2 separate regions of the Mus musculus genome follow, and region 1 is linked to region 2. The links are chromatin loops, found by intact Hi-C in ENCODE. Cell type or tissue: left cerebral cortex. All regions are shown on one strand. Each heading gives the region's core, and the rest is flanking DNA. Links, peaks and the distances in the headings are about the cores only. Region 1 holds the start of Urm1 (ubiquitin related modifier 1). Region 2 holds the start of Sptan1 (spectrin alpha, non-erythrocytic 1).

What was found. A loop is a pair of places that touch in the nucleus more often than their neighbours do. Peaks named below come from ENCODE experiments on the same cell type or tissue, not always from the same donor. Only the 100,000 strongest peaks of a DNase experiment are listed, where the experiment ranks them.
Region 1: a loop joins it to region 2, with 2.5 times the contacts of the local background. A loop is called at or near these places in 8 of 42 quality-filtered maps.

The regions. Positions count from the first base shown.
Region 1 is chr2:29,817,939-29,829,988 of GRCm38, forward strand. Urm1 (ubiquitin related modifier 1) reads left to right here and starts at 9,451. Exons shown (of 5, transcript NM_026615.4): 1 at 9,451-9,497. The coding sequence starts at 9,463. In left cerebral cortex, for the core only: CTCF peaks have their summits at 7,081 (motif pointing right) and 9,414; DNase peaks (open chromatin) are centred at 3,105, 9,375 and 10,689; H3K4me3 peaks cover 2,477 bases; H3K27ac peaks cover 2,179 bases.
Region 2 is chr2:29,960,456-29,972,505 of GRCm38, forward strand. It overlaps Sptan1 (spectrin alpha, non-erythrocytic 1), which reads left to right and starts at 5,105. Exons shown (of 57, transcript NM_001177667.1): 1 at 5,105-5,330. In left cerebral cortex, for the core only: CTCF peaks have their summits at 4,928 and 5,610; DNase peaks (open chromatin) are centred at 3,137, 3,434, 4,077, 5,069 and 4 more places; H3K4me3 peaks cover 5,121 bases; H3K27ac peaks cover 4,035 bases.

The DNA of each region.
Region 1 (12,050 bases), core at 2,725-10,724, 140 kb before region 2:
TTTTGCCTCACCATTGAGCTAGGGCGATTCCCAAGGTTGGTCTCTGAGGACTTTTGCTTATGTTTCCAAAGATTTAGGCTTGATGGAAAAAAGAAACGTTTCAGATGTTAAGACCTCTTTAGGATCTGAAGAGATAGTACAAGGGTAAAGCGCACTAGCTGCTCTTCCAGAGGAAAGCATTCCATCTGTAACTCCAGTTCCTGGGATGCTGATGCCCTCTTCTGGCTTCCACTGGCAATGCATACACACACCACACAGATAACCGTGCAGGCAAAACACCTAGACTCAAAATAAAACATGAACCAGGAGATGGTGGTGCACCCTTTAATCCTAGCCTAGCACTTGGGAGGCAGAGACAGGCAGATCTCTGAGTTCAAGGCCAGCCTGCTTTACAGAGTGAGTTGCAAGACAGTGAAGGTTACCCAGGAAAACCTTATCTTCAAAAAATTAAATTAAAAATAAAAAAAAAATTTTTTTAAAGATCTTGCAGGCAGTGATGGTACATGCCTTTAATCCCAGCACTCGGGAGGCAGAGGCAGGCGGATTTCTGAGTTCGAGGACAGCCTGGTCTACAGAGTGAGTTCCAGGACAGCCAGGACTACACAGAGAAATCCTGTCTCGAGAAACCAATAGATAGGTAGATAGATAGATACCAATAGATAGATAGAGATAGATATCTGGTGATGCATACCTTTAGTCCTAGCACTCAGGTGAGATCTCTGTGATTCCAAGGCCAGCCTGGTCTACAAAAAGAGTTCTCGGTCAACCAGGGCTACATAGTGAGACTCCATCTCAACAAACTGGATGGTGGGGTACAAGAGCCTGCTGCTAAGCTTGACAGTCTGATGGATCTGCAGAACCTACATGGTGGAAAGAAAGAACTGACTGTATGTTGTCCATCCCAAACACCCACGCACGTGCGTGCACGTACACACAATCAGCAGTTAATAATGTAATCAAAACATTCCAAACAAGGCTGTTCCCACTTTTACACTGGGACTACTAACCCCTCCTTGAGGGGCTGACAGCTCTTGGACCTGCATCTGATTGTCCCCAGACCGTGCGGAGCCCTCTTGAGTACACACAGTAATTGACCAATACATGCTTATAGTATTAACTTACATAGCTACTGCTCTTGGGCAGCTCCTCACATTAAGTACTTGACAGTTGCAGAGCACCTATGGGTTCACCTAAGCAGATAGAAAAAGCTGCCTGCCATGGGGGCGAGGTCTAGGCCCCAGATCCACCTCACGGAGCAGCAGTGGCAGCTGCTAGAAGATGGACCCAATGAGGTGTGCCCTGGGACACAGGAACACTGCTCTGTTGGCTTTGAAATGTTCTCCCTGTATAGCCTTATCTGTCCCACAACTTGCAGGAATCGTCCTGCCTCGTCCCAAGGGCTGGGAATATGAGTTCTTTGCACCAGGGCCTAGCACCAGGAAGCCTTTCAAGGAAGCATGCCAGGCAGACTAGGTCAAGGCCCACAAAAGAAACAGTAGACCAGATGGGCATGGGTCTTCACACCTTTGATCCCAACCCTTGGGAAGCAGAGGCAGAGATCTCTGCTTTCAAGCCAACCTAGTCTACATAGTTTCAGGCCAGCGAGGGAGCATAGTGAGACGCTGTCAAAGGGGAGGGGTGGGGCAGACTGGAAGGATGGCTCTCAGTGGCTAACTTGCTGAGGGGTTCTCAGCACCCATACACAGCACACATACATGCAGGCAAAGCATGCATATGTATGCATATGCATAAGACAAAAATAAATTTTGTTTTAGAGTATGACTATACTTCAGAGGAAGATGCTATCAGAAGGGTTGAAATATAAATTTGAAATATAAGGGTCCAGAGAGACAGCTCAGCCATTAAGAATTCATATTGCTCTTGTAGAGGACTAGAGACTCCAGCACCATCATGGAGTGACGCGAATCTGCTGCCTTTGACTCCAGTTCTGGGGAGTCCATTCGATGCCTTCTTCTGGACTGTGCAAACACTGCAGTAACAGGATATATATATACACAATTAACAGAGTAAATAAATAACTAGTAAAAACCCGTAAGGCGATAGAGCTGTATGGTTGGGGAAAGGAGTCATTGCCGGAAGGTGGGGGCAGGGAACCCTTCCCGAAGGGGCCCCCTTGGAGGTCAACCACTCCATTATTGACTCTTAATGGCCACCAAGCACAGAACAGGTAGGACTTTATCCTCCGCCTGCTGATGAGGAACCAGAGACGAGGAGGAGTAAAGCCTCTCCAAACATCAGAGTCTGGAGGTAAACGTCCCCGCCCCCACCCCGCTCCGCCTCCTTGCTGAACAGGGCGCTGCTGGAAGGAGCCAGCCTCCTGCATCCTTGGAGGTCCAGCAGTGCTTGGACAGGCAAGTGGCTGCCCAGGCCAGTGTGTGGCTATCGCTTTCAATTCCTAGGAAGAAGGTTAAATATCTTCCAGAGGCCCCTAGAGGCGGTTGTGGAGAGGGCGGGAGAGGAGGGGGCGACCCAGTGACTTTCAAAGGGGCCCTGAAAGCTTAGCCACCCCTCCCCCGGGCCGCGGCTTCCTCCCGGCCTAATCAAATTCTGGGCTCAGCCCTAGTCTTTGGCGGCAGTTTAACCCGAGCCCGGGCGGATTTCTTTCTCACTGATCTCAGCTTGACACCCAATTAGCACAAGAATGGGAGGAGGAAGCCTGTGAGAGGCGCCTCCCAGCCTCCCGGGGCGCGCGAGGGGGCAGGCGGGAAAACAAAGGGCGGCGGGCAGGGGGGCACTTGCGCCCTCGCCTCCGCTGCGACCTGCCATTGTCTCTCTTGGAGCTTCAGAGAGGATGGAGGACTACGCCCTGGCTCTCTGGCTGGGGCCCCGGACCCTCTACTGCAAGGGATACTAGGGGAAAGTTATTTGTGAGACTCTGGCCTTAAGTGAGAAGTAGTGGGGAGGGCCAGGATCCCGAAGGCACGGCCTTCGGAGACTCAGTTTTGTCATCTGAAAAATGGGAGGAATATACAAGGTGTAGTCCAGTGGCTCTACTGCTTGGCACCACAGAGCTCAGTAGACAAATGTTCTTTGAGGGAACACAATACCCAGCCTGTACTGTTTCTAACTGATAGGTTAAGCTTGGTTCTGGACGCGAAGTGGCAGTAGCATCAGGCTCAGTGCTGCCAGCATGAGTTCTTTGCAGAGACTTCTGTTCAGATGAAGCCTGAACTTGGATTCATCAAGTTCCTGAAAGGGACTCCCATCAGAACTGTTGGGGTGATAGGCAGTGGTGGCGCACGCCTTTAATCCCAGCACTTGGGAGGCAGAGGCAGGCGGATTTCTGAGTTCGAGGCCAGCCTGGTCTACAGAGTGAGTTCCAGGATAGCAGGGCTACACAGAGAAACCCTGTCTCCAAAAACCAAAACAAACAAACAAAAAACAAAAAAGGGCTTGCTGCTTTTTCTAAGGACCATTTGGTCCCTAGTAGCCAGCTCCAGAGAATTCACCCTGTTCTGCTTGCTCTCTCTCTCTCTCTCTCTCTCTCTCTCTCTCTCTCTCTCTCTCTCTCTCTCTAAAAGGGCTTGCTGCTTTTTCTGAGGACCATTTGGTCCCTAGCAGCCAGCTCCAGAGAATTCACCCTGTTCTGCTCTCTCTCTCTCTCTCTCTCTCTCTCTCTCTCTCTCTCTCACACACACACACACACACACACACACACACACACACACAGAAATCTAAAAACAAAAACATTATGAAGAGCTGTGGAAGTAACTCGGTCTGGTGGGACCTCACTGGCCAGTCACACATCCTCAAGGCCCCCCCATCCCGTCTCGGTGAACTTGTCTAAGGGGGGAAAAATTCAAGGTTTGTTATTTCTCCTTCGGAACTCCTCCCACTTGTGGGAGTTTTTATTTTCCTTAACATTTTTTTTTAGTTTTATTTTATTTTGCCTGTATATATGTATGTGTACCATGTATGTAGCCGGTATCCAGGAGGTCAGAAGAGGGCTGTAGGACTTCCTAGAATTGGAATTTGGATAGTTGTGAATCATCATATGGGTGCTGGGAATTGAACCCTGGTCCATTGGAAGAGCAGCCAGTGCAGCTACTGAGCTGTCTCTCCAGCCTGTCCTTAATAATCGGAGGGAGGGAGGGAGGGAGAGGGAGAGGGAGGGAGGAAGGAAGGAGGAAAGAGATAGGAAGAAAAGTCAAGCTTAATAGCTAGTCCAAGTCTTTAATCCCATAGGCAGTCAGACATCTCTGTGAGATTGAACCAACCTGGCCTGTGTGTGTGTGTGTGTGTGTGTGTGTGTGTGTGTGTGTGTGTGTATGTATGTATGTCAAGGCCAACCAGGGCTACATAGTGAGACCCTGTCCCAAAAATAATTAAAATGGATGGCTCCTGAGGAGTGACACAGGCTAACCTGGCCTACACACACACAAACTAGAAAGGAGTGGGGAGGTAGCTCAGTATTAGAACTCTTATCTAGTGTGCGGGAGACCCTGCGTCAATCCCAAGCCCCGGCATGAAAATGGAGCCAGAGTGGTTAGGCTTAGCGTGATGGTGTAGACACCTATAATCCCAGAAGAGAAAATAACCCCAAAAAGAAAAAAAGAAACACGGCCTGGAGAGGCTGGCTACTCTTCTAGGGGACTCTGGTTCTGAGCACCCACAAGGCAGCTCACAACTGTCTGTAACCCCATGTTCTAGGAATCCAACAACCCCCCCTCCACACACACATATATTCAAGCAAAGCACCAATGTATAATAAGTAACAAATACATAAGGATCGTTAAAAAGAGAAGAAGGAGGTTTCCTCTTGGGAGTGTGAGGTGACTTAGTAGCTGCTGCTCTTAGTTCAGTTCCAGGTCCACAAAGCAGAAGGAGACAAGCAATTCCTACAAATTGTCCACTGATGCCACAGAGGCTATGGCATGCATGGGAACATATGTACACATGCAAATAAATGAATAAAAATGTAATAATGAAAAGTAAAACATAAAAATCTACACAGGGGCTAGAGAGGTGGCTCAGCGGTTAAAAGCACTGACCTTTCTTCCAAAGGTCATAGGTTCAAATCCCAGCAACCACATGGTGGCTCACAACCATCTATAATGAGATCTGATGCCCACTTTGGGGATGTCTGAAGACAGCTACAGTGTAGATAGATAGATAGATAGATAGATAGATAGATAGATAGATAGATAGACCTTTAAGAAAAAAATCCACACAAACTTTAATATAATTTGAAACATACAAGTTCAAAGAAAGACACTTAAAAATGTATAACCTTAGCCAGACAGTGGTGTCATACGTCTTTAATCCCAGCACTTGGGAGGCAGAGGCAGGAGGATTTCTGAGTTCAAGGCCAGCTTGGTCTACAGAGTGAGTTCCAGGACAGGCAGTGCTACACAGAGAAACCCTGTCTCGAAAAAAAATAAATAAATAAAAATTAAAAAAAAAACCAGGGGGTGGTGGCACACGCCTTTAATCCCAGCACTCGGGAGGCAGAGGCAGGTGGATTTCTGAGTTTGAGGTCAGCCTGGTCTACAAAGTGAGTTCCAGGACAGCCAGGGCTACACAGAGAAATCCTGTCTCGAAAAACCAAAAAAAAAAATAAAAAATAAAATAAAATAAAAAATAAAAAAATTGGGCTGGTGAGATGGCTCAGCTGACTGCTCTTCCAAAAGTCCTGAGTTCAAATCCCAGCAACCACATGGTGGCTCACAACCATCGTAACGAAATCTGATGCCCTCTTCTGGAGTGTCTGAAGACAGCTACAGTGTACTTACATATAATAAATAAAAATAAATCTATCTATCTATCTATCTATCTATGTATGTGTGTGTGTATGTATGCATGCGCCATGTGAGTGTCCTGGTACCTGTGGAGGTCAGAAGAGGGCATTGGATCCCCTGGAGCTGGAGTCATGTTCCTGTTGGGAATCCCTTATTTGTTTGTTTGTTTATTTAATTTATTTAACTTTCAGACACAGGATTCTTTTAGTGTAGACCTGGCTGTGCTGGAACTCAATCCATCTGTTGACCAGGCTGGCCTTAACTCAGAGATCCGCCTGCTTCTGCCTCCCAGATGTTGGAATTAAAGGTGTGCCACCTTCATCACTGCCTGGCTTTCCTTTTATTTTTGTGACAGGATCTCTGTGGGCCTGGTTGTCCTGAAACTTAAATAGACAGAGCTAACATAGAATGCATAGAGATGTATGTGCCTCTGCCTTCTGAGTGCTGAGATTATAGACATGAGCCACCACCATTCCTGGAAACATTTAATTTTCATTCATTCATTCACTCATTCATTCATTCATTCACTTACTCATTTATTTGGCTTTAGAGACAGGTTTTCTCTGTTTAACACCCTGGCTGACCTCAAACTCACTGAGATCCACCTGCCTTTATCTCCAGAGCATCAGCATCAAAGGTGTACAAATACCACTCCTGGCAACAATCTTTTAACAAGAGTTGTATCCATGGAGTTGCATTGGTGGCTTGCAAGTTATATTGTTCAAATGATTACAAAAATTAAGGGAAAGCCCAGAGTAGTGTCTCCCAGCTTCTTTCAGAATAGTGCCCCACCCCTTCTTCCCACCATTCAGGAGGCTAAAGCAAAGAACATTGCTGCATGTTCAAGGGGAAAATGCGAGACGTTATTTTATTTTATTTAAAAGATTTATTTATTTATTTATTTATTATAAGTATACTGTAGCTGTCTTCAGACACCCTGGCAAAAGGCATCAGATCTCATGACAGATGGTTGTGAGCCACCATGTGGTTGCTGGGATTTGAACTCAGGAGCTTTGGAAGAGCAGTCAGTGCTCTTAACCGTTGAGTCATCTCCCCAGCCCCGTTATTTTATTTTTTTAAAGGTTTATTTTATGTATATGAGTACACTGTAGCTGTCTTCTGACACACCAGAAGAGGGCATTGGATCCCATTACAGATGGTTGTGAGCCACCAAGTGGTTGCTGAGAATTGAACTCAGGGCCTCTGGAAGAGCAGCCAGTGTGCTTAACTGCTGAGCCATCTCTCCAGCCTGAGATATGTTATTATTTTTTTTATAGATTTATTTATTTATTTTATGTATATGAGTACACCATTGCTCTCTTCAGACACACCAGAAGAGGGCAGCAGATCTCATTACAGATGGTTGTGAGCCACCATGTGGTTGCTGGGAATTGAACTCAGGACCTTTGGCAGAGCAGTCAGTGCTCTTAACTGCTGAGCCATCTCTCCAGCCTGAGACATGTTATTTTTAAAACAAGGTTTCTCTACATAGCCCTGGCCTTCAACACAGAGACAAGTCTGCTTCTGCTTGCTGAGTGCTGGCATGAAGGCCTTTGCCATCATGCCTTTCCTTCCCTTTTCTAGGCAGTATCTCCTCCCTAATTGAGGGTTACCGTGCACTTCTACTTCTGCATGCTTGGATCACAGGTAGACAACAGCATAGCCACTGATTTCTGCATCGCTGGAGTCCAACCCCAGGGCGTTGTGTATTCTAGGCAGGTAATTTGCCAACTCCTACACCCCCCCCCCCCCAAAAAATGCATTTAGAACAGTTCCATCCCTCCTCCTCAGGGCTTCAATAGCCTTCCTTCTCTCCCAGACTTTACAAGACATAGCTTGGCTCTGCCTACTTTTTTGTTTTGTTTTGCTTTTTCAAAACAGGGTTTCTCTGTGTAGCCCTGGCTGTCCTGGAACTCAAGAGACCTGCCTGCCTCTGCCTCCTGAGCTGGGATTAAAGGTGTGTCCCGCCACGGCCTGGCCTCCTGCCTACATTTTTAGCCTTACCATTGGCCAAGCTCTCTGCTCTCCAATTTGCTCCCTCGATATTCCAGTTAGTTTGCAACTTATGTTCTCCTCATAACTACCTGGCTAACTCTAATAAAAATTTAGAGCCCAGACAGTCCACTTTGGTATTTCTCATATGTATACCACCTGGTACTGTGACCAAACCCAGACCCTTGAGCAGGTGCAAGCACTGTACCATTGGGCTACATCTCCAGTTGACATTTTTCTTATCTTTTTTTTTCTTCATGTTTGTGGATGTGGGTGTATTCCTAAATCATCATTCTCCAATATATATATGATTTATATTTTTCAGTGTACTGTTTTTGTTTTTTGTTTGTTTTTCTAGACAGGGTTTCTCTGTGTAACCCTGGCTGTCCTGGAACTCACTTTGTAGACTAGGCTGGCCTCGAACTCAGAAATCCATCTGCCTCTGCCTCCCAAGTGCTGGGATTTAAGGCATGTGCCACCACCATCCGGTTCAGTGTACTGGTTTTTGCCTGAATATATGTAACTGGAACTGGAGTTAAAGTTGAGGACTGCCATGTGGGTGCTGGGAACCAACCCTGGGTTCTCTAGAATAGTAGCTAGTGCTATTAACCTCTGGGCCATCTCTGTAGTCCACTATTTTATGTATTGAGGCAGGGTCTTTCTGGAACTCAGAGCTTGCTCATTGGCTAGTGTAGGTTGCCAGCTTGCCCTGAGGAAGCCATCGTCACCTCCCTAGCTCTGGTATTGCCATGCTAACCATCATTTCACTTGGGTTGGGGATCTTATCTTTGATCTTTACACTTGCCCAGCAAGTACTTTATCAGATGAGCCATCTCCACAGCCCTAGCGTTTTTTTCACAAATCTCTATAATTCTAATTTTCTAACATCGGAAAATTTATTTCAGTTTAGGATTTCACATTTATTAGCATGGTTTGTACATTTGATTACGGCTGTCTCCCCGTCTCCCTGCTACACGGAGAGACCTAGAGACAAGAACTTCAGTTACAGCCGTTATTACTGACTCTCCACAGGACCAATCTGCCAGACACATTGTTAACTCAGTAACCGTGGAGTAGAAGACATACAATTCATCATCTGACACAGATGTTTGCATAGTAAGATGGCAGCTCCGGAGAGAGACAACAGGGTCAGAAACAAGAATTTGGAGTTACCTCGTTTTACTCCCTTAAGCGATGTTAGCTGGGTTGACAGGGTTCTTGTTTGTGGGTTCTTTGTTGTTTTTGGTTTTGTTTTGTTTTTGAACCCTGGGTGTCCTGTAATTCCCTACGTAGATCAGGCTGGCCTGGCACTCACATAATCCACCGTCTCTGCCTTTCTGAGGGCTAGGATTAACGGCGTGTGCCACCATGCGTGGCTTAAAAACAGATTTGTAGCCAATGAAAGATCAACAGTACGTGGCTCACAATCATGTCATCGGATGCTGATGAATTTCCCCTTAGACGTCTTTCTTCAGGAAGTCCCTTCCTGCTCGGTTTTTTTTTTTTTTTTTTTGGCCAGGTCCGCAAATAATGTAGACAATCAATTCCGCAGCCCACTGAGCGGGTGCCTTCGTCCAATAGCTGAGCAGTAACGAACGGATTTCGCCCCACCCCGTACCGCCTCTTCCGTTTACGCTTCCTGGTGGCGACCGGAAATAAACGGGCGCTCCGGAAGTTAAAGGGCGTGTCCTGCTAGTTTGGTTTCCTAAACATGGCGGCGCCCTTATGTGTGAAGGTGGAGTTCGGGTGAGTGAGATCTGGGGCGCCTTGGGGATGGAGCGAAGCCATAAGGCTCGGAATTCCGGACCTCTCTTGGCCTGCCGAGGCTGTGTCGCCCTCCGAGAGCCGGGATAATCCCCTGGCCTCTGACTGACGCGGTCTCTGTGGGTGACGAGGCCGTGAGTCCGAGAGTTGAGGCGCACACACGGGTAGGGAGATGCGTTTGGAATCCTTCGCCTTGCTCTGTATCATGTAGGACTGGGAGGCATTGACAGTGAGCAGGCGGTCTTCCGGCATGTTTCACCCGTGCCATTCCGAGCCCGACTCGCCTTGTCTGGTTTTTGAGCTTCTAAGGGGAGCGCACGAGTAGAGACGAACCCTGCTGAATAATCTCAGTTCTGTCTTCCCGCCTAGTGCCTTCCTAGGGGAAGTCTTGGCCAAGACAGGACCTTCCTCTTTCTCAAACCTTGTGTGTGTGTGTGTGTGTGTGTGTGTTTTCGAGACAGGGGTCCTCTCTGTTTGGCTGTCCTGGAACTCACTCTGTAGATCAGGCTGACCTCGAACACAGAAATCCGCCTGTCTCTGCCTCCCAAGTCCTGGGATTAAAGGCGTGGGCCACCACCGCCCGGCATACCTTGGAGTTTTAATTAGATTTTAATCTTTTGCAAAGTAGTTTGGTAAGTGTCTTCTGCAGAGTCCAGAGGAGCTACCGGGGTAAATAAGCTGCCACGGAGGGAGTGACTAACATTGGTAGTATATTATCCTTACTGTGAAAAGGTTCAGAATCCGGGTACACATCACTACTTGAAGGAACACGGGGAAAAGTGAAGATTGTCTCAAATCACCATTGTGTTCTTCCAACACACAGAATGCTTGTCATGGTTTCAAAACCTGCAGAAGACAGACTTCTTCGGAAGCTGAGAACAAAGAACTGAGGCTTCTAGAGATGGGTGGTTGGTTTCTAGAATCTTATGGAAAAGCTAGGGGTGTGTGTGTGTTTGTGTGTGTGTGTGTAGATGAAGAAGCCAAGGTTGAAGTGAAGGGAAACTCAAGGGTAGAGAGAGATGTAAAATTCCTTCCAAATGCCTTTCTTCGCCTTGGATGCCCCCCATTCCTTTCATGTTGTCCCTTCACTAGGCAGTTCATTCACCAGTCATTTATTGAGTGCCTACCATGTGCCAGGCAGTGAGCCAGACACCAAGGATACAAAGATAAATAGCACTCTGTCTAGTCCCTGCAGTGTTCAGCATTTCTGTCCCTTGGAAGGGAGTAGTCTCATGAATGTTAAGTGCAGTTTAATTGATGATATTGTCTTGCTGCTTGGATCCAATTAGGTTGGTCTGGCTTCCTGACTGCTTTACCTCTTCGAACCTTAGCCCAGCTAACACGGTATCCTCCCACCTCCCAAACTGGGCTATGAGGGGACTTCCTGATGCCTTGACCAGCTTCAGCAGAACTGAGAAGGAAGAAGTTACAGGCTCTCAGTGTTAATGTCTGTTGGTAGCCAACTTGCCTTTCATTCTCACTGAGACGTGGTATTTACTCAGCAGAGATGTGATCTTTCTGCCAGATACTGTGCTGGCAACAGTAAGGACGTCATCAAGTAAACCAGACCCTTGCCCTCAGAGTTTACAGACCCATACAGTTACTTTTTTTCTAGCCTCTACCTTCTTTGCCTCTCAGAGCAGCCGGACAGGACAACATTCTTTACCCACCTGTGCATCTCCTTCCACACCTCCCCAGATATGTGACCCATCAGAATTGCAGCTTCTTGGGGCATGGTGGCTCATGTCTGTTATCCCAGCATTTGGAATGCAGGAGCAGTTGGATCTTTGTAATTTTGAAGCTAGGCTGGGTACATAGGAAAAACTTTCCATAAATAAATAATAATAATAATAAATAATAATAATAAATAAATGTGCTTACCAAACCCAGAAATCCCTCTGTCCTCCTATTTTGATGTTGTTTGGAGACAGGAGCTCATGATACAGCTCAGACTCACCTCGAGCTTTCTATGTTAGCTGAAGCTGGCCTTGAACTCTTGGTCCTCCTGCTTCCTGAGTACTGAGATTACAGGTGTGTGCCACCCTGCCAGTCATCTGACATGTTTTTACCTCCGACCTTTGATTAATTGTGTCATTTGACAGAGAGGCTTCACCTTTTACTATGAAGCTGAGAGGATTTCAAAAGATATGTAATGCCATCATTCTCTCCTCACTGGTCCTAGAAGTCTAGAAACTATTGTCTCTAAGCACTGGGTAGATGGGATCCTCTTGGTGCCACCAGCTCTGTTAGGTCCTTTAGAAGGCTTCTCATCTTTTCCTTGTTAGGACTAATTCTATCACCTTTTGACATGCCTCCTGAACTGCTGCTATCAGAAGTGGTTTTGTGGGGAGGTGGTTGGATTCTGGAAAGCTTTGACAATAGAGCTATCAGTATTTTCTGGTTGAATGATTTTGAGAGAAAAAATACGATTAAAGATGACTTTTATTGCGTCTAACCCTACCCCCTCCCCCCAAAAATAGTGGTTTTGTTTTGTTTGTTTGATTTTCGAGACAGGGTTTCCCTGGCTGTCTTGGA
Region 2 (12,050 bases), core at 1,661-9,660:
CATAGAAAGTACTAGGCTGAGCTGGGCTACAGACTGTCTCAAACAGATGGAGTGTAAGGTTAGGGGATTAACATGTGCAGCCTGCTCTGGAGGCTCTCAAGGATTGCTTCATCCCAAGACTACAAAAGGCAATCTCTATCACCAAATTCTCTCATAGTCCAGACTGGCCTCAAGCTGCTTTTTCTATGGAAAGATAATCTTGAATTTACCTGATTTTTTTTTTTTTTTTTTTTATGGTTTTTCAAGACAGGGTTTCTCTGTATAGCTGTGACTCTCACATTGTAGACCAGGCTGGCCTCAAACTCAGAAATCTGCCTGGCTCTGCCTCCCAAGTGCTGGGATTAAAGGCATGCGCCACCACGCCCGGCTGAACTTTCCTTATTCTTTTGCCTCCAACCTCTCTAGACTGGGACTACAGGCTTTATGCCACAGTGCCCAACATCCTAAATGTTGTTTCTGCTTGAGACAGGATTTTTCTAGCTGTCCTGTGGCTCTGTGTAGCTGGCTGTCCACACTATGCAATCTAAAATGGCCTCATACTCAGAGATCCTCTACCTCTGTCTTCCCAGTCCTAGGGTTGAGGGCATGTGCCACTGTAAGACATCTTTTGCTGGTGTGTGGTGGCGCACACCTTTAATCCCAGCACTCAGGAGGCAGAGGCAGGCAGATTTCTGAGTTAGAGGCCAGCCTGGTCTACAGAGTGAGTTCCAGGACAGTCAGCTACACAGAAAAACCCTGTCTGGAAAAACAAACAAAAACCCAAAATCATTGGAAGGTTAGGTTTTTGATACCCACTGATAGTATAGCCTCAGAAACCATGACCACCAGCTGCTGATGGCTGTACCTCCACACAGGCACATCAGATTCTTTGCCACAGAATGCTACAAGCTCCATTGTCTTTGCAGCTCAAGTTCTTGCTTGTCTGCCCACTTTCACTGACTGCATCTTACCCTCATTCCTTGGGCTGAGTGCCCAAATTTTTGTCATGTCATGCATTGTCTGATATCACTTTAGTACCCATTTGATGTTGTGCTGGAAATTCCAGCACAGAATTCCAGTAGGTTGCAACTTTTGTAGATCCTGTCAGCCTTGGGCGTGCGCGCGCTCGCACGCACACACGCACACACACACACACACACACACTTACAAATATATGGGATGATTGAATTGGCCTAATGAAGTTTAGATATCCCTCAGTGCTAGGAACACAGAGCTGTTCACAAGTCTATTGCACATGACTAATTTTCCCTTTTCTCTGCTACACTTAATGAATTTACTGGTTGTCCTGTGGATCTACAGAAAGCAGACAAGAGCTGGGCGTGGTGGCACACGCCTTTAATCCCAGCACTCAGGAGGCAGGGACAGGTGGATTTCTGAGTTCGAGGCCAGCCTGGTCTACAAAGTAAGTTCCAGGACAGCCAAGGCTATACAGAGAAACCCCGTCTTGAAAAATCAACAAGAAACAAAACAAGAGTCCTTGTTCTTGCAGGGGACCCAGGTTTAGTTTCCAGCACCCTTGAGTTTCACAACTGTAATTCCAGTTTCAGAAGATCCAATGCAGGGTTGGAGAGATGCCTCAGAGGTTAGGAGCACTGACTGCTCTTCCAGAGGTCCTGAGTTCAATTCCCAGCAACCACATGGTAGCTCACAACCATCTGTAATGGGATCTATTCTGGTGTCTCTGAGGAGAGCAACAGTGTACTCATATAAATAAAACAAATCTTTAGAAAAGGAAAGAAAGATCCAGTGCTCTTTTCTGGCCTCTAAGGACACTAGGCATGAACATAGTGTAAGAAAATCACTCATACACATAAAACTTTTTTTTTTCTTTTAAATCGAGAGGTTGGAAAAGCAAGCATATACTTTGGACTGCTCTGAGGCAGATGGTTGGCCTTGATCTATAATGCTGGAAATGGAACCTGGGCTTCTATAAGAAGTACATGAGCTCCTACAAGAGCTGCTGGCCACGTCCCAGCTAGTCCTGTGCTTTCGAAGCAGGTAAACTGGTCCATGGAGAAAAGCAGTAAGAAACAGTGCCAAGCGATGGTAAACTCTACAAGCCTTTCTAGGCTCTGGAATGACTATGTCATCGTTAGGCCAGGCTCTAGATAATGAAAAGCTTAGCAGGAAAATCTGGGTATGGTGGTACCACCTCCTGCAATCATAACACTGAAGCAGCTGAAGCAGGAGGATTGCCATGAACTCCAGGATAGACTAGGCCACAGCTGGCACCTTATCTTAAACAAAAAAATTACATGCCGTTAATCCCAGTACTCCAGGATGGCTCTGGGTTAAGAAGGGTACATGCCACCAAGCCTGATGACCTGCGTTTGAACCCCAGAATCCACAAGGAGAACCAACTTGTGCATGTTGCCCTCTGACCTTCATATAACACACATGAATAAATGTAGTAAATGTTTTAGGAAATAGTCTACATGGTAGAATGTGTTCAGAAGTGCCCAACCCAGACTGCCGGAACTTTCTCCTCCAAAATGGAAACTGGTCCTTTCCCCCTTTCCCCCATCCAGTACTGTTATCTCTGAGACCCAGCAGTTGCAGATTGTAAGGTATGCAGAATCATTTAATATTGGTCCTTCTGTCTGGCTCGTTTCACTTAGCATAATGCCCTCAGGTTTTACATAGTCACTATGTTTGGAAGAGTTGTGTGACTGGCTTGCCAGCTCTGCTCCTGCAGCTCTGGGGAAAGTAATTTTCTGGGCATGATCCTTCCCAATCAGCTTTACAGGGAGGAAAAAATAATACAAGCACTTGACTTTGTAGAGAGAGTGCAGGATAGCGGTAGAGAAGTGGACAGGTAACAATTAGCATATTTCCCCAACCAACAACTGACCTTTAGAACAGGGGACCAGGGCTAGCTAGAGTTTTAAGTCTAGGGGCTGCAGTAATCAAGAGAAGCTTAGAATTCTCTTGGATTCTCTGCTTGTAAGGAGGCCAGTAGAGGTGTGGCCAAGAACGTGGAGCGGAACCGCGCTGTCACACTGGGCTGTGCTTGCTTTATTTTGTCCCTGTGAAGTTCTCATTAAAAACAAGGTTATTATCTGCAATATCCCTTCCCCATGCCCACACATAATAGTGTGAGGCATGCGCTGAAATTGGTGGGAGGGAGGGGAGCAACAATAGAAACCATGAGCAATGGCTTTTTGATGGCTCATTTCTCCTGCCAGATGAGAACAGGGTGGGTGCCTGTGGGTGCCGTTATCCTGACCATTCTTCCGATCAGAAAATGGACCAACCAGCAGGATTTTAGTTTCCCAGTCAGAAGAGAGCTCCCTTTAGGTCTTGGATTTGTTTGGCATTTGGGAGAAACAGTAGAACCCCTATTTTCAGTATGGAGCCCAGCCCAGAGAGCCCTTGCCACCGAAGTATCAGGTCTTAGACATTGTGGAGAGTTAAGTTATACTAGCCATTTTGTACCCAGTGCTGAACATCTGAGTTTTAAATTTGCTGCAGCTGACTGAAGAGGTGGTTACTATGGTCACCATCAGCTGTTTTCAGAAATGCACAGCATTTCTGCATGCCTTTCATCCCACCACTCAGGAGAAAGAGGCAGGGGGATCTCTGTGTTTGAGGCCTGCCTGGTCTACAGAGCAAGTTTCACGACAGCCAAAACTACAAAGGGAAATCCTGTCTGGAAAAACAAAAAAGAAAAGGAAAAAAAGCCCAGTCCAGGAAGTAGCTCCTCAACCAGTTTTCTCTGTAAAGAAGATGGCATTAAATGCTGTCCTCCAAGCACCTGCCTTTTGGATCTCAGGAGTCTGTGAAGCTGCCGCTGAGCTGTGGCCACTCCCTTTTTATTTTATTTTTTTTATTTTTTAAATCTCTCCTCTCCAAGGAAAATGACTAGGAATGTTCTTTCACCATCATGCCTACAGTCAGAGTAGCTTAGAAGTCACCTTGCAGATCCTAGGCTCAGCAGAAACCAAAGTGCAGAGGACCAGGAAGCTTGGGACTGGGCCTCATCCCAGTTCTGGAGCAATGCCCAGTTCTTTATAATTATTTAAATAGGAGGGTGGCTTGGTAACCAGGAGGCTGATGCCTGGCAGAGCTGCCTGACTACACAGGAATGAGCTGGGTGCTACTCCAATGGTTGCCACACAGCTGTCACCCAAAATGGAGGAAGGGAAAGAGCTTTTGCAGTAGGGGAGCCTGGCTACAGAGTTTAGTTCAGAGCCAGGCCCTGAAAAGGGTTGTGTATAAGAAAAAAATTACAGAAATTGTGTTTTCCTTTTCTCAGAAGTCTAGCACCCACTTGCTTAACGCTTGTGTTCAAATCTTAGGTTCTCTGATTGCTGCTTCGTGCTTGACCTGGGGAGAGAGCTACCTTCTATGTCATCAGGATGCTAATTTGTAAAATGGGAAAGGCAACATCTACCTTGTAAAATAAGAGCAGAGATTAAAAGCCCAAAGCACGTGCGGTGTCAGCTAAACAGCAAAGTTCAATTAATACTGGGGAAAGAAATAGTAATGTCGTTTATCAACTGGGACGAATACACTCTGTCTACTGGCAACAGGAAGATTGCTGAAGAATTCTCCATATCCTGAAATAAAGTCTTACGCCACAAATCAGTCTTTTTTTTTTTTTTTTTTTTCCCTAACCGGGATTTTTTTCCCTACCACCTCCTCAAACACGGATCCTTATATCATCTTTTTTTTTTTTTTTTGGCCCCATCCCCCACCAGAACAGGCAGACTTGGGTCTTCCAGAGCCAAGCCTCCCCCAGAAAAAGTGCAAAGAGGGAGCCAACATTCCAGTGAGATCATCCGAAAGGGACAGGGCGTCTTTCCGGCCAGGGCAGCAACATCCCCAGCCTGACTGCGGCGGCGGGCCCCGCCCTGCCCTTCGCCGCAGTCTCGGAAGGGCTCCCAGGGCGGAGGGGTGCGGCACAGATTCTCTGCAGGGCGGACTGGGCGGGGCAGGATTGCTCGGGTCCCACGCCGCGGCGGGCGGCTGCGGCGGCTGCTCCGCTCTGTGCCGCGCCCCGCACCCCTCGCAAGCGCGTTCCCGTCCTTTACCCCAACCCCCACCACCCCGCCCCGCAGCTTCGGCTCCTTCCGGACGCGCTCGGTCCTCTCCGTACTGCAGTGGAGCAGCGAGTCCCGCCTCTCGCGTCGCCAACCGGGGCACTTCCCTCACGCTCGCGCTCGGCCGCCGCGGGGGCGCGCGCGGCCGCTTATAAAAGCCACAGTGCGCGCGCGCCGCCGTCACTATCCGCTGCGGAGCGAACGGCGTGAGGCAGGGGCCGCGGCGGCGCATCTTTTTCCTCAGCAGCCCTCAGCGCGGCGACCCACGCCCCTCACCCCCAGGAGCCGGTAAGAAAGGGCGGTGGGCGGGAAGGGAAAGGCCGCGGGAGGCCGAGCACCGGAGCGATGTGGACAGATGAGCTGCGGAGCCTCGCGGGCGGCTCCGTGGGCCCCCGCCGCCGCCTTTTGTGGCGCGTGGGCTGCGGGGCGCGGCAGAGCCGGGCGGCGACCTGGAGTGTCACGGTCCGCCGAAGGTACGCGAAGGCCCCTTCCTGCGCCCGCGGCCCCACCCGTCGCGGCAGGTGGCGGGGGGTGGTCCTCGGCAGCACCCACCCGCGAGCGCCCCCGCACCGCCCGTCGCCCGCAACTGCGGCGCTCGCACCTCTCGGAGCCTCCTGTCTGCAGTGAAGGGCTCGCTGACCTTAATTTCATCCTGTGTGGCGGTCCCGGGCCCTCCGGCCGCAGAAAGGCCTCCTTTTTCTTTCCTGGTAATAAATGTCTTTTCTCTCCAGTGCCGACCTGCTCCAGTATAATAGTTAGATGCGGTGCCGCTTGGTTGGAGGAGATCCAAATCCAATAAATAACTTAATAGCTTACAGCTCTTTTCTTTCTATATAAGACATTAAGTCGAAGGCTTCTGGGTTTTTTGTTTTTTGGGGGTTTTTTTTTGGTCAAATTCTACTGCTGTGCCAGTGTGAAGTGATAGAACAGTCTTTTGTCTGAAGCTATCCCTGCAAATTTGATGAAATGCTTCTCCAGGAAAAATTTGATTTTAAAATCCTCTCAGGTACTAGAATTACACACACACATATGCACACACGCGCGCGCACACACACAAACACACACACACACACACACATCAAGAGGGCTTCTATGTAAGTAAGGGTCGGTGTGTTTTAAATGAATGTCCCAGAAAGGGTGAAATCATTTCGAACTGCTACACTTCATAGGGCTTTGTTGACTTTCATCTCTCTGTTTCTGTCTCTGTCCCTCTCTCTACAGGCTCTTACAGTGTAACTCCAGCTGGCCTGGAATTTGCTGAATAGCTCAGGCCGGCCTCAAACTCAGGATTTTCCTGCCTCAGCCTCTCAGATAATCAGGTTTTTCTATATAGAGACCCAAAACATTTTAAGTCGTTTGTTCTTTACCCTTGGTATTTTCAAAAAGCTAATTATTATGACTGTCAAGGAATACAAGAGAAACCAACCATATGAAGTATTTTAATAATGTGTTCAGAAATTGCGTTGTCATAGCAATTGGACTTAAGTAAAACAGAATGTATCAAAGATGGCAGGGTGGGGGTGTCTTGTAGCCAGGAAACAAGAGCTTAAGAATAGCACTAGCAACAGTGAGTTGCATGAAGCCATTGAGCCAAGGTTCCCACTCATACTAAATGTCTTAGATTTTAAAGGTCAAATTGAAGTCAAAGTTGGAAAAAAAAAATGTGCTGCAGTAGATCCCCTGCAGGAAATTAACAATAAGCCTTTTTTAGTAACTGGGTCATTAATTCCTCAAAGGGACCCTCAAAGTGTGTTGACTGTTATCCAGGGACCTAGATAAAAAGGATGGATTTCAAAGTTTGCCCTATACCAGACAAATGTGAAACAGTTCTTATGATAAACCCAAGGCCTGGAGACATATAGATATGCAATTCTATTCCCTACTTTTGAGACAAGATCTTGACCCGTAGCTCATCCTGAATCTATGTAGTTGGGTATAGCTGGTCTTGAACTCATTGCTCCTGCCAACAAGCCTGGCTGCCACCACCCTGGACTTTTACCCCTCTTAAAAGAAAGGAGGCCTTGTTATATGTCTCAGATCCTGGACTCAAGCTTATTTCTCCACCCTTAGCTTCCAAAGTAGCTGGACCTATGGCAGGCAGGAGCTGCTGCAGCCGGCTTATTCTCTGGTAGTGCCTTTAGCCTTGGCTGTATGCTTTGTAGTAATCTAATACTTGGAGAAATCTGATGTCAAGTAATCTAATGAACAGGTTTAAGCAGGGAGAGTCATATTAAGTGTATCTTTTAGTTCCCTGGATTATAATTTTCTATTATTTTTTTCTTCTCTGCTTTCATCTCAAAGGTGGGGCCTCTACAGATACTGAGAAATGGCTCTTAGGAATAGCTACCCGAGTCTGGTCTGTGGAATGTGCACTAAGGACAGAGGCTCTGAGGGCAGCCTGCCTTTGTTACCAGTGCCCACTGCCTATTGGAGAACTCCAGTCTATGCCTCTTGGTCTGCTGCAGCTCGTCAGCTGTGGCCTTACAGGGGAATGCCATGATCTGATGGCTAATGCTTATTCCAGGAATGCAGAGGTCCGCAGAGCTGGCCAGAGAGCCATCTGGCTGGAACAGCCGTGCAGCGAGTGGCACCTTTCACATCTCTTACACATGCTGCTTACACTTGTTTTGAGTAGGAAATAATTGTATTTTGTAAAGGTACTGCACCAGCAAACTAGCCCCAAGGTCAATCTTTGTTGTTTGAATTCCTTACTACACTTAGGCTTTCATGAAATTATCTTTTTACTTAATTACTTTGACAATGCAAATGCCTAAAGCCCCCAAGATCCCTATTTCATCAGAATGTAGATGAGAAGAGGCATATTTATTTTTAAAAGAACATTCAGTATTAAAAATTAATTCTTGGAGCCAGGCGTAATGGCGCACACCTTTAATCCCAGCACTCAGGAGGCAGAGGCAGGGGTATTTCTGATTTCGAGGTCAGCCTGGTCTACAGAGTGAGTTCCAGGACAGCCAGGGCTACACAGAGAAACCCTGTCTCGGAAAAAAAAAAAATTAATTCTTGGGCAAACTGGGGTCTGAGAGAGAGCATGAATTGGCCAAGGCAGCACATTTAGGTGATGGTGATTGTCCATTCCCAGAAGCCTGGGCTCCCTGATTACAGCTCAGATTTCTGGTGGGATTCTGATGCTGGGGCAGTGCCGTTTGATTTTTACCTGTTTTCATGTGTTTTCACAGATTTGTTCTCTTCACTTTAAAGTGATTCTATCCCAGTTGCCCTTAGAAGTGTGTTGTCTTGCTCTTCCCCTTCCTCTTTAGAGTCCACATTCCTTCAACATGTTGTCATCGTTTCGTAAGCGCAGAGCTCAGGTATTTGACCAGCATGCAGAAAATGTGTTGCCTTTTGGGTTTTTGCCTGGCTTGCAGTGAAGACACATTGGTGTCCAAGAGGTTGAATGATCCCCAGAAGGGGAAGCCCTGCCTACACGACCTTTCTGTTAAGTAGAAAGGTTGGTGACAGTCTGGTTGGGATTGCTGGCCACATGATCAGAAGTGTTGTATGTTTACTGTTTTCTACCTTTCTGTTTCTCCTTAAGGCATGAGTATATTGGTCTCTTATTGCCATCCTGGTGTTTGCATGTGATGTTTGCTGATTTGTAATTGATGGCTGCTTGGTTCCTAAGAACCAAGGGAGTAAGTTACTTTAGATATTCAGAAAAATTACCCGAAAACATATAGTGTGAATGGTGTTTTCCAGTTGGACAAGTGCTGTCACCTGGGTTTATCTCCTTTCCCATTGACTTAGCTCTACCATAATCCCTGAGAATGAAATGGAACTCAGTATCTTTCTTTAAAACCAAAACTCTGGTAGGGTGTGGTGCTGCACACCTCTGATCTTGAGAGGCAGAGACCAGCATCTCTGAAGGAGCCTGGTCTGAGTTCCAGGACAGCCAGGGATACACAAAAAACCCTGTCTTGAAAAACAGAACACACATACCCCCACACACAAAACAACATTCTTGTATGTTTTATGTGTAGTGTTTCAATGTTTGCTAACATTGAGCCTTTTTCAAAAAAAAAAAAAAGAAAGAAAGAAAGGAAGAAAGAAAGAAAGAAAACAACTGCTTAAAATTGTCCTGATACTTTTAAAGTGGGATGTAGAAATTTAAGGTTTTTCTAATGATTATAGCTCATAAATCCAAGGCAGGCCCCTTTTATAAACGAGACCAGTTAATTATATAAGGTTTATAACCTTTTGTTGTCTTGAATCTTAAGATATTGCACTTATAAACCCTTTTCATCTGAATTTTGCAGGTTGAAAGGTAAGTACCAGCAAGATAGTATGTGGGGAGCATAAGAAGTAAGTTGCCCAGCATTGCTCTGCATTTCTGGGGTTTGATGCAATGCAGTATGGATCTCTTGCTTTCTTGATGCTTAAGTCGTGCTCACCTCTGCAGAATTGCACTAACAAGTGGAACTGAATTAATCAACTTGAAGGCTGACGTGTAGAGCCAAGATCTTGATGGAATGTAGTTGAAGCAAAAGGATTGACTGTTTTCATTCATGGTGCCAAAAGCCTTGTTTATATACTGTCTACTGCTCTGCTTGCTCTCCTATCTGCTACTAAAACCTGTATCTCAGCTGGTTGCCAGTTGGTTTGTTTGATCTGAGAATCAGCTAGTACACAGCTTTGTAGGTGCTAACCAGTTCTTTGATAGTGTGTTCCCAGGCAAGCCATTTTAAATCTGTGGATGTTAGTCCTCTTGCTTTGCAAATCTGAGATTCAAAAAACGCTGGCCTCATAAGCCACAGAGAAAAGGTATTGTCCGTTCTGCACATTTGGGCCCTGACTAAGCAACAAAACCCAAACTGATTGTGAGCTTTTGCCTTGGGTGATTACAACGAAATTTTTCCATGGAGCAAACCGATGCCAAGCCCTCCTTCCTCCACGATATTCGGCATGTTTCAGTGGTTTTAAACACAAGCAAAAGCAAAGACTTGCATCGTCACATGACTTTTTCTTTCTTGAAGTGCCTAGGAAATGTGTGTGAGGCTGTCCTAAACCACTCACTTACAGGTGCCAGATTTGTGGAGTCCAAAGCATTTGACCTTTGGTTAGAAAATGTTTTTATCCATAGTCTGTTTCTTAGCACAGTGTGATTCCTAACCGCTGTGTCTCCATGTTCCTACTGTAGATACATAGTGGCATGTAACTGCTTCTAGATTAGTGAAGGCACCTTACAGTTCGCCAAGTACCAAGAAGGGCCTCAAGCAGCTGTTTCTTGGCATTTGGCTGGCCTGGCAAACAAAGATACTCATTTAAGTCTCTGTTTAGAGAATCTAGCTCAGTTGATAATGTGTACAAATAAATTTGTGTTAAGAATGAGGAGGAGACATTCTTAAGCTTACAGTATCTTTGGATTTTTTTTCTTTTGTATCCTTTTTTTAAATTAATTTATTTATTATATGTAAGTACACTGTAGCTGTCTTCAGACACTCCAGAAAAGGGCATCAGATATTGTTACGGATGGTTGTGAGCCACCATATGGTTGGTGGGATTTGAACTCATGACCTTTGGAAGAGCAGTCGGTGCTCTTACCCGCTGAGTCATCTCACCAGCCCCCGGATTTTTGTTGTTGTTGTTGTTGTTGTTAAAACTTCATACCTTTAGAATCACCTAGATCTGGGTCTAGAGAGCATTGGATGTTCCTTCTGAAGGACCTGGGTCCAATTCCTAGCAGCGACATGGCAGCTCACATATATCTGTAACCCCAGTTCCAGGGCTTCTGACACCCTCACACAGACATACATTCAGGCAAAACAGCAAAGAACACATAAAATAAAATTTAAAAAATAATATAAATAAATAAATAAATAAATAAATAAATAGAACCCATGAGGTCTGGCAGCATCGTAAGAGTGTCCTTTGTGTTCATTACAATAGAGGACATAGCTATAATTCTTGTTTGAGCCCCTGAGATCAGCTCACATATCATTGTTTTGGTTTTTGAGACGGAATTTCTCTATGTAGCCCTGATTGCCCTGTAACTCTGTGTGTACATCAGGCTGGCCTTGAGCTTAGAGATCTGCATGCCCTTGGCTCCTAAATGATGGGATGAAAAGTGCCACCATGACCAGCTAAATGAAGCACTGTTCTTAAACATACAAAAAATACAGAGTACAGAGAACATTTTGTTTTCCCTCATTTATTTTCTGTTGTACATGGACTTAATTTAAAAAAAAAATCAGAGTTGATTGGCAGTCTGGAGATAAACTGTCAGTTGGTTGACTCCTAAGCAACCCCTCTGTTGTGTTTTTTAGGTAGTTAGTGCAACAAATTGATTGGTCAGTTTGGAGATTTTGTTTGTTTGTTTGTTTGTTTTGTTTTTGAGACAGGGTTTCTCTGTATAGCTCGGCTGTCCTGGAACTCACTCTGTAGACCAGGCTGGCCTCGAACTCAGAAATTCCCCTACTTCTGCCTCCCAAGTGCTGGGATTAAAGGCGTGCGCCACCACTGCCGCGCAGAGATTGGCACATTTTCCAGATTCTTCCTTCCGAGTGACTTAAAGGTGCTAATCTCATTAGGTTAGGCACAGTCTGGAACCTTCTCTGGAGTATACCTTATCAGACTGCTGCATATTGTAAGAACAGGGGTGGGGTTCTTTTAGTATGCAGCTTCAGTCATGGGAGGAATTTGGTACTCAGAGTCCCAGAAATTCAGTACTGCTGATATAATTTTGGGTGAGAGGTTGTATATCTTTGGGTAACAGTAGTTTTTGTATTTGTTTAATTTTTTTTCATGTTGTCTAGCAATGATTGTTTTAGGAGTGAAATGAAAGTGGAAATTCTTGCAACTAAATATGTCTACTGGGTGAAGAGAATAATCATTTTCAGTAACATAAGTAAAAAATCTGCAGTGGAAGTGAGGTGGTGACTTTCATACGACCAGCTCTGTAGAGAGAGCCAGTTGTCCTTGGCAGAGGTCCCACCTTCTGACGTAAGCTGATCTACTGCAGGAAAGAAAAGTCCATTATTGCCTGACCAAAGT